2 separate regions of the Homo sapiens genome follow, and region 1 is linked to region 2. Evidence: read pairs that join two places in POLR2A ChIA-PET (ENCODE). Cell type or tissue: OCI-LY7. All regions are shown on one strand. Each heading gives the region's core, and the rest is flanking DNA. Links, peaks and the distances in the headings are about the cores only. Region 1 has its middle 34 kb from the start of METTL9. Region 2 has its middle 30 kb from the start of CDR2-DT.

The links. ChIA-PET counts read pairs that join two places held together with the same protein. Peaks named below come from ENCODE experiments on the same cell type or tissue, not always from the same donor. Only the 100,000 strongest peaks of a DNase experiment are listed, where the experiment ranks them.
Region 1: POLR2A ChIA-PET joins it to region 2 with 13 read pairs; 2 of 35 experiments call an interaction of 5 or more read pairs at or near these places.

What each region holds. Positions count from the first base shown.
Region 1 is chr16:21,563,383-21,567,776 of GRCh38, forward strand. No RefSeq gene overlaps it. Among named protein-coding and RNA genes, the nearest start is that of METTL9, 34 kb to the right of the region's middle. In OCI-LY7, for the core only: no CTCF peak of the experiment used is centred there; a DNase peak (open chromatin) is centred at 2,609.
Region 2 is chr16:22,402,321-22,406,714 of GRCh38, forward strand. It overlaps the pseudogene SLC68A2P. Among named protein-coding and RNA genes, the nearest start is that of CDR2-DT, 30 kb to the left of the region's middle. In OCI-LY7, for the core only: no CTCF peak of the experiment used is centred there; no DNase peak of the experiment used is centred there.

The DNA.
Region 1 (4,394 bases), core at 177-4,176, 840 kb before region 2:
CTGGGTGACAGAGCAAGGCCCTCTTAATAAATAAATATATAAATAGCTACCCAACCTGTACTATGATATTTTGTTATGGCAGCCCAAGCTAAGACATAGAGCCAGGCAAATAGTAAGCCTTCGATGCATCTCACACCATTATTCTTAAAAGGGACATGTCAGGCTGAGCCCAGAAAGGAGAAATTCCCTCTCTATTCTTGAAGTAGCAACAGTTTATAGGGACTCAAGTTTTCTTTTCACGAATTCGAAAGAAACTATACGGACACATTCACCTTACTGAGGTTTCTCTGGCCTTGTCCATTCTGAGCTCCTGTTTTTTCTGCAGAGGTGCTCATTGATACTGACTTGGTGATCTTGAAAGGATTCTCTGTATTTCTCTTTTTTTAAATAGAGATAGGGTCAGTCTTGCCATGTTTACCAGGCTGGTCTGAAACTCTTGGCCTCAAGTGATCCACCTGCCTCAGCCTCCCAAAGTGTTGGGATTACAGGTATGGACCACTGCGCTGGGCCAGGGTTGTCTGTTTTTATATGAATGACCATAAAGTTATTTCACTGATGCCATCAGGAAGCAACCTTATTAATTTTATGTATTTTTGAGCTGATGTTGATAGCAGAAGAGTGGAAAGGAGTCAGACTTTGCTTTAGTCTCGTGATGTAGAAGATCCTAAAGATAGGATTCAAGGTGAGAGTATGATCATTTATATGGCCCTCTTCACCTCACAGAGCTGAATTTACCAATAATTTGGCAGGTATAAGCTAGGAAAATGAAGTAAAAGGGTCCAGACAGTAATATTTTAGAATTCTGTTACCTGCGGGTGGATACTTTCTTCTTTTGAGAATAGAAGATTAGGCTGGGTGCAGTGGCTCATGCCTGTAATCCCAGCACCTTAGAAGGCTGAGGCAGGCAGATCACTTGAGTCTAGGAGTTTGAGACCAGCCTGGGCATCATAGCAAGACCCCGTCTCTACTAAAAATACAAAAAAAAAAAAGTAGCTGGCTGTGGTGGTGTGTGCCTGTAATACCAACTACTCAGGAGGCTGAGGTAAGAGAATCACTTGAACCCAGGAGGTGGAGGTTGCAGTGAGCCAAGATTGTGCCACTGCACTCCAGCCTGAGTGACAGAGCAAGACTCTGTCAGAAAAAAGAAAGAAAAGAGAGAGAGAGAAAGGAAGAGGGGAAGGGAAGGAAGGGAAGGAAGGAAGAGAGAGAGGAAGGAAGGAAGAGAGAGAGAGGAAGGAAGGAAGGAAAAGGAAGGAAGGAAGGGAACAGAAGATTAGTTGAGCATAGTGGCTCAGTGCCTGTAATCCCAGCACTTTGGGAGGCCGAGGTAGGCAGATCATTTGAGCCTAGGAGTTCAAGACCAGCCTGGGAAACATGGCAAAATCCCATCTCTACAAAAAATAGAAAAATTAGCTGGGCATTGTGGCATGCATCTGTAGTCCCAGCTACTTGTGGGGCTGATGCAGGAGGGTCACTTGAGCCCAGGAGGCAGAGGTTGCAGTGAAGTATGATTATGCCACTGCACTCCAGCCTAGGTGGCAGAGTGAGACTCTGTCTCAAAAAAAAAAAAAAAAAAAAGAAGATTGTGAGCAAAAATTGAATGCAATTTTTTTCATAAGCAGAGGTGTAATGGTTATTATTACAAAAGATGATATTAAATTTATTTATGTATTATCTCTTTGCCTCCACCAGAATGTAAGCTTTGTTGAAGGCAAGGATCATTGTTGATTTATTTACTCTGTATCCCAGGCATCTAAAACAGTAAGTGTGCAATAAATATTTGTTGAATGAATCAAAGCATAAGCAAGGCTTCAGATTCATTTTTCTATCAGAGATTCATTTAAAAATGTTAAGGAAATGAGAGGTGAAGACATCCTAAAGGCATAATACTCAAAGTAGTCAGTAGGTTCATTGATAACCCAGAGGAAAATATATAATATTATAGAGGAAAAGAAATTCTCTGAAATCATGGCATCTCTCCTAGCTTGGGATAACATTTTAGCAGAAAGACCGAAGAACTCTTCCAAGAAACATCAAGCAATTAAATGAAGTAGTAGAAAAATCACCAGTACTTTAAAGTAGATGAAGCCATTAAAATAGTTGCAGCTTCAGTAATCACCATGTAAGCCTGTAAGTGGTGGGTCTTAGACCACAACATGGTAGTTATCAAATTGCTTTATTCATCGAAATGTTCATTCTCCTGGCTGCCCTTGAACTTCCAGCCTAAGGCTTTCTCTCTGCAGGGTTGTCAGCATGCTCATGCAAGGCTTTGCCTCTGCAGATTATCAGAGGTGTACTCCATGCCCCTCTCACCATGAAAAAAGGGAGAAAAAGACAATTTCGTCTCAGAGATAGAAAATCTCCCAGAGAGAACCCCTGGCAGCTGGAATCCATTTTTTTCCCCCTGAAGCTGGAATCTGTTATAACTACAGAACACTGAAGGATAATGAGGTTCTGCTGCTAAGCAAATGCTGGGACAAAAAGCACAGAGGTGCTGCAGCCAGGCAGAGACTGGGCTTTTCATGAAACCCTGTGTCTCTGAGCACATATTGCAATAATTCTCTGACTAGCTGCTCAAGGCCTTGGCTTCGTGGCTTTTTACTCCGTTTAAAGGTCTTGATCAGGCCACTTCCGTTTTTAATGTTTGAGAAATGTCTGATTTATGCTGCTTCAAAGTGGAACTTGGGTTTCTATTACCTTTTTGGCACCTTGCACCCATTGTTGGCCTAATTCTGCTGTCTCGTCTATCTTGTGGTTCCTATCAGTAAACAAAGTCCAGGAGAGGCGTCATGCTTGTGAACACCTCCAACATCAAGTTCAAAAGTACAATCATGACCTTGTCCTGTCGTTCTCAGAATCTGGGCTCAGCTATTTCAAACCTCCCATGTCTTCACTGGTAGTGGTCAATTAGAAATCACTGAATCCTTTCCCTAGAGTGGTCAGAGACAGCCAGTTTATGGTAATTTGGGCACAAGTGCCAATTGGAAAGGTGCATTATTCAAACCACTTTGGCTACAAGTGACAGAAATTCAATGCAGGTTAGCTTAAATAAAAAAGGAATTCGGGCTGGGAACAGTGGCTCATGCCTATAATCCCAGCATTTTGGGAGGCCGAGGCGGGTGGATCACCTAAGGTCAGAAGTTCTAAACCAGCCCGGGCAACACGGTGAAACCCTGCCTGTACTATAAATACAAAAAATTAGCCAGGCATGGTAGTGCACGCCTGTAGTCCCAGCTACTCTGGAGGCTGAGGCAGAAGAATCACTTGAACCCGGGAGGTGGAAGTTGCAGTGAGCCAAGATCACGCCACTGTACTCCAGCCTGGGCGACAGTGAGACTCTGTCTCAAAAAAAAAGAAAAAAAGAAAAAAAAGGGAATTTATTGGCTTCTGTAGCTGAAAAGTCAGGCAGATTTGGATCTCAAATTATGTCATTAACTAGTTTCTCTGACTTACCCTCTGCGTTGTGTATAAGCTTTTCATCGCATGGCAGCAAGATACCTCCATGTTCACATAGGGCTAACAGCCCAAGATGGTGAGGAAACATGCACTTTTGTTCCAGTAGCACAGAAAAAGTCCCCAGGTGGACGCTAATGGGCACTGTATGAGTCAAGTGCTCATGGCTGAGGCAGTAGTTGTACCTTGACACATGAAGTCCTCTGACCAGATCTGGGCATGTACCTGACCTTGGGGATGGAAGTGAGGCAGTCCAGCTCCACCAACTCGTAAGGACTGAGACAGTTTACTAGGGAAGAGGGGAAAGCGTGTTTCTTACAGGAAGAAATGCGGGCAGACAAAACACCATATACCCCTTAAATTAGGTTTTCCACAGATAATTGAGGTGGAGCAGAAGGGTAACCACATTTTGACAGCATCATCAGTATGTGGTGAGTGGCCCAGCATTTGACCCTGGCCTCTGTGGTCATCTCAGAGCCCAGAAAGTAGCAGCAGAAGAGCAGAGCATGGGTAGGTAACCATCAGTTCTTGGATAACTGAAGGGTGATCTTGAGGAGCAGTGAGTCTGTGGGATGGCCATGCCTAACAAATGTCATCCAGTTCAGAGCACCAAGGACATTCCCAGCTATGGCTTTTATCTTTTATCTTCTTCTTCTTCTGGTTTTGCTCTGTCACCCAGGCTGGAGTGTAGTGGCATGATCTCGGCTCACTGCAACCTCTGCCTCCCAGGTTCAAGCAATCCTCCCACCTCAGCCCCCTGCGTAGCTGGGACTGCAGCTGAGCGCCACTACACCCAGCTAATTTTTGTATGTTTTGTAGAGATGGGGTTTCACCATGTTGATCATGCTGGTCTTGAAGTCCTAGGCTCAAGCAATCTGCCTGCCTTGGGCTCCCACAATGTTGGGATTACAGGCATAAGCCACCATGCCTGGCTCCAGCTG
Region 2 (4,394 bases), core at 192-4,191:
CTATTTCTGATATCAAGAGAAAGATGTCTGTGTGATTAATTTCCCTGGCACTTCCTGTCCTTTAGAATCTATTAATAATTTAAGCAGATTAAATGAGTTTAGTCATTTGGAATGAGGAAGAAGCATAAAAATCATTTTTAAAATTCCCAAGTGAAAGTAGTTATTTCACTTTTAAAAGAGAATTATATATTCATAGATATATAATATTTGGGAGGATAGAAGGGTATGCCTAATATAGCTTTACTTTTATAGTATATCATTTCCTTTTATCTTCTTGCAAATCAAATGTCAACTTTCATTTTATTCTTTTTTAACAAAAGCTGTGCCTCCTAGTTGTAAAATTTTCATATGTGTTTTAACATTTTTTCTAGGGTTATCGTGTGAGCTTCGGTTTCCTTGTTTACCCTGCCACTAGCTGACATGGTTGATGCAGATTTACTAAAGTTTAATCAGCAGTAAGTATACTTTTTCAAATGTTAGCTACAAAAATATCACATGTAGGCAGGACCTATCAGAGTCTCCATATCTCAGTTATATTGCCACTACAAATCACATATCTGAAAGACAATCATAAGAGGCATTGCTAGGAACCAGGGGACAGAATATAATCAGATATATTCATGCTTGTTTGCCCTGGGCAACTTTTCCCCATTTCTAAAACGACATCACAGTTTTTCATTTCTCAGGTTCACACAGCCAATATTACAACAGGGTTAAATATCAGAAAGCAAAGTGAAATCTCAGTTAGCTGTATGTTCTACATATGGCAATATGCTTTATTACATGGGACGATTAGGTAAAATGACCTTTACTCTGTGACATTGCAAGAATTAAAATTAAAAATCAAGGTCCATCTTATCCTTTCTTAGCTGAAAAAGCCTAAGCTGATGATGAGAGGTTCTGTTCTTTGGTATGATTGTAAGCACTTTAGATCAGCTATAAAGTGTATTTGATTGGCAAATATTTTCTCATACGTGTCCTATTTTGCAGATTAGAGAGAAATGTATTATTTTAAGACAGAGGCACATTGTTTTTTTTTTTTTTTTTAGATGGAGTCTTGCTCTGTCGCCCAGGCTGGAGTACAGTGGTGCAATCTTGGCTCACTGCCACCTCTGCCTCCCAGGTTCAAGCGATTGAGTAGCTGGGATTACAGGCACGTGCTACCACGCCTGGCTAATTTTTTTGTATTTTTAGTAGAGACGGGGTTTCATCATGTTGGTCAGGCTGGTCTCAAACTCCTGACCTGATGATCCACCCACCTTGGCCTCCCAAAGTGCTGGGATTACAGGCATGAGCTACTGCGCCCGGCCAGACAGAGGCACATTCTTTATTAGTTCTGTCAAAACATTTATGCTGCAAAACCTCTTTTGTTTGTTTGTTTGTTTTCAAGACAGGGTCTTGCTCTGTTGCTCAGGCTGAAGTGTGGTGGTGTGATCATAGCTCATTTCAGCCTCAAACTCCTGGGCTCAGGAGATCCTGCTGCCTCAGTCTCCTGAGTAGCTAGGACTATATAGGTGCACACTACCAGGCCCAGCTAATTTTTAAATATATATATGTTGTAGAGATGAGGATCTCGCTATGTTGCCAAAGCTAGTCCTGAACTCCTGGTCTCAATCGATCCTTCTGCTTGGCCTCCCAAAAGTGCTGGGATTATGGATGTGAACCACTTTTATTTTTAATGCAAATAATAAAATAGGGCGCCCAGCCCCCTCTTTTATTTTTAATGCAAATTAAATTGAGGAAAGATTTGCCAGCTACCTGGATTTCTCTAATTCCTTTCCTGTTGCAGAGTTTTGTTGCTAAGTTCATATTTGGGGTGATAGGCAAGGTGGTGAGCTCCTTACAGTCCAGGGCGCTATCTTCACTTTTGTCTCCTTTGTACCTGGAAAACTGACTGGCTCAAAACTCCTTCTGTTGAATGAATACATAAACAAGCAACAACTTCAGTAAACATTTTTCACCTTTCAAATTCCTTTTGAATTAGATAGGTTACAAATAAATAAAATGTCTTGAACAGTGAGAAAGGGAAAGGCATTAACATTTACCAAATGCCAATGTCCAAATGAGCTTGTATGACTGTTTGCTCATTCAGGTCTTGCAGCAGCCTTGAGTGGTAGACATTATGGACTTGACAAATATTTATCGATTTATTCTTTTGTGTCAGGCAATGTGGTAAATGCTGAGGATTCAATACAGTGGGTCTTGTAATGAACTCTCCAAGTTATCTGATGCTCTTCCTTCTCTCTAAAACAGGGGTCTCCAACCCCTAGGCTACAGGCCAGTACCGGTCTGTAATAATATTAGAAATAAAGTGCATAATAAATGTAATGCACTTGAATCATCTCAAAACCAACCCCCCTGGTCCGTGGAAAAATTGTCTTCCATGAAACTGGTCCCTGGTGCCAAAATGGTTGGAGACCATGGCTCTAAAATGTACTTATTCACATGTGCGCAGTAGGTTTGTGACCAAATGGCTACTCTTGAGGACACCTGTACTTTTCTACTCCCATGATTCAGTGTATCATTACCAAGGGTCAGTGTTTTTTAATTCAAATCTCTTAATGTCAGACGTACTTGTTACTGCAATTGCAAAATTTAATTGTACTTATATTTTATAAACAGGAAATATATACGTGAAATGAAAGTTACTTTTATGAAAATTAAGTTGAATGCTTTAGGAAGACTCGATATTGAGTTGTAGGGTCAAGCATTGTGGCTCACGCCTGTAATCCCAGCACTTTGAGAGGCTGAGACAGGAGGATTGCTCAAGGCCAGAAGTTTGAGACCAGCCTAGGCAACATACAAAAGAAGAAGGAGAAGGAGAAGAGAAAAAAATTGAGTTGTAAACAATTACTATCACGTTTGATACAGTGGAAACTAAATGTTTTGAGGGGAAAGTCAAAGAAGTCTAAAGATATTTTGTACTGAGTTTGCTTCATAAGTGACTTGAGGTTCTCTTTATAATTGACAGTAGAAACTGTCTATCATGTAATATGGATCCTGTTTATACAAGAAAGATGGCACAGCACTTTCTTTTTTTTTTCTTTTTTTTTTTTTTTTTTGAGATGGAGTCTTGCTCTGTGGCCCAGGCTGGAGTGCAGTGGCACGATCTCTGCTCACCGCAAGCTCCGCCTCCTGGGTTCACACCATTCTCCTGCCTCAGCCTCCCAAGTAGCTGGGACTACAGGTGCCCGCCACCATGCCCGGCTAATTTTTTGTATTTTTAGTAGAGACGGGGTTTCACCATGTTAGCCAGGATGTTCTCGATCTCCTGACCTCGTGATCCACCCGCCTCAGCCTCCCAAAGTGCTGGGATTACAGGCGTGAGCCACCGCGCCCAGCCGGCCCAGCACTTTCATCAGTGGACATATACTCAGCGAAAAACCCAAAGAAAAGATTTATGAATGAGTATAGTTAAGTTAAAATGGAATGGTTACTGTCTCTTCTTTTAAAAATGATTTTTTTGCTTGAGCCAACTGTCTCACTAATCATGTCAGAGAAGACAAAAACCAGTGAGCAAAACCGGACATAGCCTCTGTCCTTGTGGTACTTATAGTCTAGTTGGGGAGATAGACAGCAATTGTATTGTCAGACAATCAAAGTTATCCCCATTTTCAAGAAACTAAGACCTTGCAGAAATTAATGTTCCCAATGTTCTGGTTAATGTAACCAGCAGACTGAAGAACAGACAATCAAACCCAAGCTCTTACCATCAAATTAAATTTCCTCTAATTCTCAGACCTTGCCTCTCTTTTATTTTTTTCCCTCCCTTTCTTCTTTTTTCTCCTTCCTGTTTTCTTTTTTCTCTTCCTGAGTTGCAAGGTTTCCATCATTAGTTGATATGTGACAAGATTTCAGTTTATTCAGTCAATGCACTTGATTTATTTTATGTGACCTGATTATTTAAAAAAGTTATATGGAGGATTCTTATCAGGAATACATTAAAGTAGTCCTTAATAAAACTTGGTCAAAAAAACTTAGGCATGAATCCCAGTTTTACCATTTACTAGCTGTGTGACTGTGGATGAGTTAATCTGCTTTCCCATCTCTAAAACAGAGCTGGTAATATCTCACTCATGGGATTGTCATGGGATTTAGATGAAGTAATAAGAGCCCATAACAGAGTACAGGGCACAAATAGCGTTCACTGCATAGGCCTGTAAGAGGTGAGCTGTGTCTTCCCTTTGGATCTTAGTTTCTTCATCTAAGAGTTAGGTTCTGCTAGGTATGGTGTCTCACACCTATAATCCCAACACTTTGGGAGGCCAGGGTGGGAGGATCGTTTGAGTCCAGGAGATCGAGACCAGCCTGGGAAACGTAGAGAGACCCCATCCCGCCCAAAAATACAAAAATTAGCCAGGCATGGTGGTGCATGCCAGCAGTCCCAGCTGAGG